Linked DNA regions of Homo sapiens: region 2 is linked to region 1. Evidence: chromatin contacts called from ENCODE Hi-C or POLR2A ChIA-PET data. All regions are on one chromosome and are shown on one strand. The core of a region is the stretch at or near the end of the contact, and the rest is flanking DNA. Distances in the headings are between cores, read along the strand shown.

What was found. Hi-C counts contacts between places; a loop is a spot of excess contacts on that map. ChIA-PET counts read pairs that join two places held with the same protein, here RNA polymerase II (POLR2A). Pooled maps may share reads with other maps.
Region 2: a loop to region 1 is called in a pooled map, with 9 times the contacts of the local background. The contact joins the promoter of ZSCAN12 here to the promoter of LINC02980 in region 1. A Hi-C loop is called at or near these places in 2 of 50 pooled maps. POLR2A ChIA-PET finds 5 or more read pairs at or near these places in 2 of 52 experiments (GM10248 and H1).

The regions. Positions count from the first base shown.
Region 1 is chr6:25,990,389-25,994,428 of GRCh38, forward strand. It overlaps LINC02980 (long intergenic non-protein coding RNA 2980), which reads left to right and starts at 2,279. Exons shown (of 3, transcript NR_186645.1): 1 at 2,279-2,530. It overlaps TRIM38 (tripartite motif containing 38), which reads left to right. Exons shown (of 8, transcript NM_006355.5): 8 at 1-843. RefSeq lists a silencer at 2,088-2,397 and an enhancer at 2,388-2,597.
Region 2 is chr6:28,398,089-28,402,291 of GRCh38, forward strand. ZSCAN12 (zinc finger and SCAN domain containing 12) reads right to left here and starts at 1,659. Exons shown (of 4, transcript NM_001163391.2): 1 at 1,569-1,659; 2 at 1-385. The coding sequence starts at 317. It overlaps LOC105374998 (a long non-coding RNA gene), which reads left to right and starts at 1,731. Exons shown (of 2, transcript XR_926659.2): 1 at 1,731-1,819. RefSeq lists a silencer at 712-781 and an enhancer at 1,793-2,042.

The sequences.
Region 1 (4,040 bases), core at 1,029-3,528:
GCCTTGACTGCCTAGGCTCAAGTCATCCTCCCACCTCAGCCTCCAGAATGGCTGGGACTACAGGCACGCACCACCACACATGGCTCATTTTTTTGTATTGAGACAGGGTTTCTCCATGTTGCCCAGGCTGGTCTTGAACTACTGGGCTCAAGCAATCCTCCCACCTTAGCCTCCCAAAGTGTTGGGATTACAGGCTTGAGCCACCATGCCTCGCTTCTACACTTATTTTTAATTCTAAAATAATTTATAATAATAAATATTAACAATTAGATTTAATTACTGATAAATATTAAATGTTAAATAGGTTTTATTAAATAATTAAATAAAAATGAAAATAATCAGTATTTCAATTTAATTACTAATTATAATTCACAGTTATCCTTGTAACTCCTAATGTCTATATAAAAGATTTTTATATTTTTTAATTCTTAAAATTTTATTATTTATTTCACACCAGGCCATCACTGTGATACATTTTTTAAAACACATTAAATTATCACCAGAAAAGTGCTGTGATGGAAAATATAAATTGAAATACCTTTTCTGGTTAGGAGAGTAATTCTGTTTTTCTGATAGAGAATAGAAGAGTCCTTCAGGCCCCTCCAAACTGTCATATTCCGGGCATCGGGTGTCCCCATCCTCACTTCAGTCCACAGGCAGGGTCCTCAGTCTTCAGCGCTCCTTCTCTTTCCCCTTTGTCTTGTGTCTCCTTGGGTCTCTTTTCTCCAAGACCTAAACTCCCTGAGGACAGGACTATTTTTTACATCTTGATGTCACTCCTGAGCACTTGCTTTAATGTGTTGGACACTGGGTCCATTAAAGATTGTATGTGAAATTATAAAAGAAACGTTTTCACCTTTCTGTGGTACAGCTATAATTTCTGGTTTCATTTACCAACTGGGTGAAAGTGGACCAGTGACACCATTTGTCTGGGCCTTCCTTTCCTGAAATATAATATTGGGGCAATAGTCCCTGGTTCTTGTAAGGTGTTCAGGCACAAAACGCTAGGCATGTAACATACTAAATGAGGTTTTCCCAGTTAATTTATATGATTGCAAAGGACGTTCATATACACGGTCTGCTAAAGAATTCTGGGGCCAATTAATCTCTGTGGCATGATGGGTAAGTCGATCCCTTCTCTGGGCGTCTATTACTTCAGAAAAGGCATGAACTCAATTTTAGGGACCACACAAAAAAATTTATTCACTATCGTGTAGGACTTGGTCATTAGAGAGCTTTTGTTTCTTTTTTTTAAAATTTTTTTTAATTTTTATTTTCGTGTATGTGAATTTAATGGAGAGCTTTTAAATAACCAGATATTTAAATAACCAGATAATACAGATGCCCGGCCTGCTCCAGACAAATTAGAAAAGTATGTAGGTGAGGAGGGACCAGCCAGAAGGCGGTTTCAGCTCTGGAGTGACACTGAACGTACTTCTCTTCCAGGGATGTCACGAGGTGTCAATTTCTCTGGCCTTACCCAGGTCCATGCCCGCCCCCAGGGGCCCCAAGAATGACTTCAGCACCCCACCCCCACCTCCCTCTCCAGATGTGGGTCCTGGGAGCGTTCAAGGCCCGTCAGTCACTCGAGCCACCCCTTGGCGGCTGGACCAAATCTTGGGCTGCCGCCTGGATCTGCAGCTGGAAAGCGCCGTGACCACCGGTGTCCCCAGCTGGAGCAGGGCGGGCTGCACGACTCGCGAGGACGCCCTGAACCGCGGCTTCCTCTTTCATAGCCGCAGGACTCGTGGTCAGAAGGCCGACTCCAAGCCTCAGCGGATCCACGAAATGGCCTCTTTGAGGCTGTGGTGAAATTTAAGATACCCTTTCCCTGCCATTGTTACTGACGTACTTCAGCAAACAGGTTAAAGTTCTGAAAGGACGTGGTCACGACTTTATATTTCTTACAGATTTGTGTCTCATGTTTTGTGCGTAAAAACCATTCGTCCTCATTTGAGATTCTCATATCCGTAATTCAGTTATACATAAAACTGAATTCAGTTATATCATAAAATGTTCCCATGCGGGGAATGATTCGTTGGGGTCTCAGCCTGAGGCCAGACGCAGCAGAGAGATCGGGAGTTGGGGGATGGCGGGCGGGGAGCGGAGAGGAGGCCGCCCGCCGCCAGACTCAGGGTCCAGCAGAGCAGCAAATGCTCCCCGGCTCCCAGCCAGGGCGCAGCTGCTGGCCTGGGGCCGCCCCTCACGCCGCAGGAGCCCCGCCCGCAGCGCCGGCCCTGCCCCTGGCCTGTGAGGGCGCCAGCGCCCCCTACAGCTTGCAGTCGCCCTGCGCGCCTCCCCGCGAGGCTTGTTTTCTAGCGCCTCTGGTGGGCCGCCTCCCGCAGGCCTGGTGTGAGCCTGGGGTCCGTTCTCACAGCTGGATCTGGGGTCTGAATGCCGCGCCCTCTGGAGAGCCACAGATGGGTCTCCGCTGATGCTTCTCTCAATTTCCTCTAAGAGCGAGAGCTCCGGGAAAGGAGCCGATCCTGGTGGAAGACTACAGGTCTGAGTCCACTGGACGAAAAACGAGGTGCGTTAAGAGACCGCGGGAGTGGGGAAATGGGGAAGTGAGGGTGGGGACTGGGCAATGGGGGCGGGACGAGAGGTCTGGGGCTGGCGGGGACAGGGCTTAAGAGAGAGCCACCCCTCCTAGCCTTGAAGCTGTACCGAGCTTCCCTGTGATATTTTAAAATGCAAAAGTACAAAAATTGAAGTAATGGAACTATGCGTACGCACCTCCTAGATTTTTAAAGGTTAACGTGTGACTGTGTTTACTTCAGATGTTCCTGAAATAAATGAAAATGACCAGTTAAAATGAAGGAAGAACGCGCTTGCGTCCCTCCTAGAGGTCAAACACTCTTCTGAGGATAGGTTGTATGCTCTCAGCGCCTCTTTTTATTAAAAGTATTAAGAAGTACTTTTCCAAATATTAGATGTAGTGTGTCATATCATTTAAACGATTTTTTTTGTTTAAAATAGTCTTTTAAAAATAATCTTTTTATTTTTAGATTTTTTTGAGACAGAGTCTCGCTGTGTTGCTCAGGCTGGAGTGCAGTGGCGCCATCTCCCCTCACTGCAACCTCTGCCTCCCAGGTTCAAGTGATTCTCCTGCCTCAGACTCCCAAGTAGCTGGGATTAAAAGCGTGAGCCACCACACCCTACCAATTTTTGTATTTTAGTAGAGATGGGGTTTCACTATGTTGTCCAGGCTGGTCTCGAAATCATGACCTCCACTAATCCACCTACCTCGGCCTCCCAGAGTGCTGAGATTACAGGCATAAGCCACCGTGCCTGGCCACTTTAATCATTTTTGTTTTTGCATCTAGTCTAAGAAATTCTGCACTAAAATTCTGCACTATTTTCTTCTAAAATTTTAAAACATTTTCTATCTGTGTCTTTGTTAGATGTAGAAACTTTTGTGTATGATATGGGGTATAGCTATAATTTTATTTTTATTCCATATGAAAGCCAGTTTCTCAGCCCAGGTAATTGAATAGACCATCCTTTCTCCACCAACTCTTAAGGCTACTTCTGCTCTATTGTGTTCATAGTAGTTTCTAGGCTTTCTGTTTTGTTGTACTGATTTCTTCACCTATTTTTGCATCAAGGCTCTCCTCTTGGGGAAATAAAACAATCCTGCCAACCAAAGACCCCTCTGGATCCTCAAACACGCCATCAGCATGGAAGGCCGCTATGGCATAGCGAGAGATAAATAGGATTCAGGCAGTGCTGTCCTTACATCGCAATCATTCAGGTAGTTAGCAGGAGCATCAATCAGTACAGATATCCAGAGCTGATGGTCTTATTTGTATGAATGCCCAGTGCATATGGGATTGGAGGGGAGGGCTTGGAGTGGGATGAGGGGCTAGTGGGATCCAGAAAGGGGCTAGTCTTCAGGTCTTCCCTGGAGAGTATGTAATCTCTTATAACTAAGTGTTGATTTTTGTTTTGTTTGTACCTTCTTTAGATATTGAAGTATTCGCTAAGGCTTAACATGTAATATATTTAAATCTTCATATGAATACGTTTATCTGATAGAT
Region 2 (4,203 bases), core at 409-2,908, 2.4 Mb after region 1:
ACCCAGGCCTGGAGCTCCTCAGGTAGGATGGTCAGGAACTGCTCCAGCACCAGCAGCTCCAGAATCTGTTCTTTGGTGTGGGTCTCTGGCCTCAGCCACTGATGGCAAAGTTCTCGGAGTCGGCTCAAAGCCTCACGGGGACCAGATGTCTCCTGGTAGCAGAACTGTCTGAAGTACTGACGGAAGACCTCTCTGCTATGGGTGTTGTTTTTACGCAGGTCCCAATCCTGTCTGGTGGTATATTTCTCTTCCTCTATCTTTACTTCCAAAGGTTCATCCTGGTCCATGTGGGCCTGGATAGCCCAAGTAGATGCCATTTTAGCTGTGCTAGAACTACCGGTGTTTCAAGTAAGATCTCACCTGGAAACTGTATTCCTGGACAGTCCTGAAGAATAAGCCATCATTATTAATACAAACTCCACCATAAAGTAAAACTGCAAATTCTGAGAACTTAACTATGACCTTTGAAATCTGACCTCCGGATTAATGTACAATACTTACTCAGAAAAATACTCTGATAGAAAAGACTTAAGATTAGACCGATTTAGGCCGGGCACAGTGGCTCACGCCTGTAATCCCAGCACTTTGGGAGGCCGAGTCGGGCGGATCACGAGGTCAGGAGATCGAGACCATCCTGGCTAACATGGTGAAACCCCGTCTCTACTAAAAATACAAAAAAAAAAAAAAAAAAAAAATTAGCCGGGCGTGACGGCGGGCGCCTGTAGTCCCAGCTACTCAGGAGGCTGAGGCAGGGGAATGGCGTGAACCCGGGAGGCGGAGCTTGCAGTGAGCCGAGATCGCGCCACTGCACTCCAGCCTGGGCGACAGAGCGAGACTCCGTCTCAAAAAAAAAAAAAAAGATTAGACTAATTTAAAGAGAAAGACTGAGGAAAGGTGCCAAGTTGTTTCAGGACTTAAGAGTAAGACTTGTTGGTAAACTTATTCTCATTTGGTCCTAAATGAAAGACAAATGGAATAAAACTAACATTTAGATCAAGTAAATAATAATAACAAAAGGTTAGGACATCCTTGATTAGTTACTTTTATCTTTTGAATGTCCAGATGTCTGGTGGAAACCATGAAATCACAAAAGCTACAGTCATGTAAATTTATTTCTTCAGGGACTTAATCTTTCTGCTCCTCATTCTTCATTTATAAAGTGAGAAGGCTGAAGAGGTTACTCTTTAAGGCTTCCCTCTAACCTCGTGGTCTGTGATTATAATCTGAAGTGAGGAAGGCCCAGGAAAGGGTCCCTAGGACGCCGGCGAGCGTCTGTGACCCACCACTGTCCAGAAATGTCGGTAAGCGCTGAACCCAAGGATACACAGCCCGAAGCAAACGCGGAAGGTATGGGCCTTACAGCCTGGAATTGCTGCAGAGACTGGGAGCCAAACCCTCATCCTAATGTCCCAACGCACTTTGGGGAGGGAGAGCTTCCCGCGGATCCGCCTGGGTTTGGGAGGACCGGGGTCCACTCTGCACCGGCCAGGGCCTGAGGGGCCCAGCAGCTGGAATACAGCAATCTCCCGCCCACCTGCTCGCAGCGTACAGAGCACAACATCGCTCACCTGCGGCCCCCAGGGCCAGAAGAGAACTCCCTCCTACGGAGCGAAGGCAAGAGGCCTCGAACCCTTTTGGGACCCGGAACCCATCAAAAGTGACCCACAAAGGCCGGAAGCGGCCACGGGGGGTCTAAGAACCAGCCCGCGCGGGGCGCACTTCCGCGGCCGCTCTAGGAAGGGAGCGAAAGGGGCTTTCAACTCGGTAGTGTTTCCGCGCGTCTACGTGAGAGGAAGGTTGATGGCTTTCAGGCCCGCTGGTAAATGGAACGGGTTTATCTTCTCCTCTTCTTTACCCAGCCATTGTCCACACTTCCCCCGACCCGATGGGTGGTCGAGGCTTGTAGAACTGATCTTAAGACAGGGAAATCCCTTGCGTCTCCATTCACTTTGGGATTCTGTGTCTCTGAGGTTAGAGATGCCTCAAAGGGATGTTCTCCGGGGGACCTTCCCAAATCCGCGCTTAGCGGTGGCGAAGGGACTTCTTCCACACAGACTTCTCAAGGGCCAGCCGGCTGGTTTCTGCCGGCTCTTTCGCCATCCACGATTCTTTTGATGTTCTCTTTTATGTGCTGATGTATGATTATATGTCAGAAAACCCGGTTCAATGGAAAAACTATAAAAAAAGGATAATTTAGTAAAATAGCAAGATATAAAGTTAACACACTAAAATCAACGACCTTCATATATGTGAATAATCAATGATAACGAGTTACGAGATATAATGGAAGAGAAGACCATATTTACAAGAGCAGCAAAAAAGTGAAACTAGGAATAAACTTAACAAGAAATGAACAAAACTTCTATGGGGAAAGCTTTAAAACATTCCTAAAAGGCCAAGTATACATTTAAACAAACAGAAAGCGATATGAGGTTCTTGGAAAGACTCAAAGAGGTCAGTCCTCCCTAAATACGTATGCAACTGTAGTATTCCAACAAAAATATCAACAAATATTGTTCTGGAATTAGATAAACTGATTATAAAATTCATGTGGGGAAATAAGAATAGCCAGGAAACCCATGAAAAAGAAAAATGGTGAGGGTCAACCTTATCAGATACTGGAACATACCCATATAATTTTAGTGTATTAACAGAGAGAAAGAATAGACCAGAAATGGATCCAGGTATGTAAGGATATTGAGTAAATGATGAAGGTGACACCACATATCAACAGGGAAATGAAGAACTTAGAAGTTGTGCTGGGATGATAACCGTTTGGCAAAGGTAAAACTGGATTTGTATTTCCCACCACACATCACAATAGAGATAAATTCTAAATGGATCTGAGATCTAAATATAAAAAATCCACCTATACATGTATTAGAAGAAAACATGAATAATAATTCTAACACGTGGGAATAGGGAAACATTATCTAACCATATGACTCAAAATCTAAAACCCATAAAAATAATAAATCTGGCTACATGAAAATAAAATGTATTGCTTGTCAAAAAAAAATAAGGAAAGAAAAAGGCTTGCAACATATCACAGGCAAGGGCTAGTTTTCCAAATACCTAAAGAGCTCCTAAAAGTTGAGAATAACCAATAACCCAATAGAGAAAATGGCCAAAAGAAATAAATAGTTGACAGAATAAGAAATGCTAGCAGCCCTCAAACATCTGTAAATATGTTCAACTTCACTCAAAATATGAACATACAAATTAAAAACTATGCTGACTGAGGCACCGTTAGTCATCAGATTGGCAATGGTACAAAAGTTTGACAGCATGCTCTACTCATGAGGAAGGAGAAACTCTTAACATTCTAGTGGGAATGCAAAATGGTACAACCCATAGGTATGAAAGATAATACTATACAGCAAAATTATATATGTAAGTTTACCCTTTGTTCCTGCAATACCACTTCTAGAAATCCATCTCAAAGATACTTTGACAAAAATATGAAGTGACACACACACAAGATTAAATGAGATCAGGAGAGGCCTGATTTTTAAAATGCCAAATATGAGGGGATGAAATTGAGAAATTCTCAGGAGGAAAAATGGATCAGGGCTTCATCATTGATTATGTGGGGGATAAGAGAACCAAAAAAAAAAAAAAAAAAAGCCTGGTATCGTCAGAGGATGGTGGTCCCTCCACCAAGACAGGGGACACTAAATGACAAGTAGCATTTTGAGAAGAAATTTATGAGCACAGCTTGGCCATGTTAAGTTCGAAATCCTAGGAAGCATTACACTGTAGATGTTGCTATTTGTTAATGGATTGGTTTAGGGATTTGTGGGTCTAGGAGTCATGAGAAGAGAGTTAGCTTGAGATCCATATTTTGGAGCCTTCCACCTTTCAGTAATGGTTAAAATGATTAAGATATCTCATGAAGTGTGTGGTGCTAAAAAACAGCCTAGGACAGATTTCTGGAGTGCCCTTTGCCCCCTACTGCCAGCCCTATAGATTCTTCTTTCAGGGCGTCTGCGGAGAAGGGAGAGAGAGATCCCTCCTCACACCGTGCCAGGGCTCAAATCTCACCTGAAGCCGTAGAACATCTCAGAAAACAACAGACAGAGAAATTATTGGACAACAACTTGAATTCAACCTGGAAGTGTCCCTCAAGCTCACTTTGGGGTCCTTTTCCAGGCATCTTGAAGGATTTTTGCAATGCAGTTGTTTTCCAAGTTCCACTTGGCA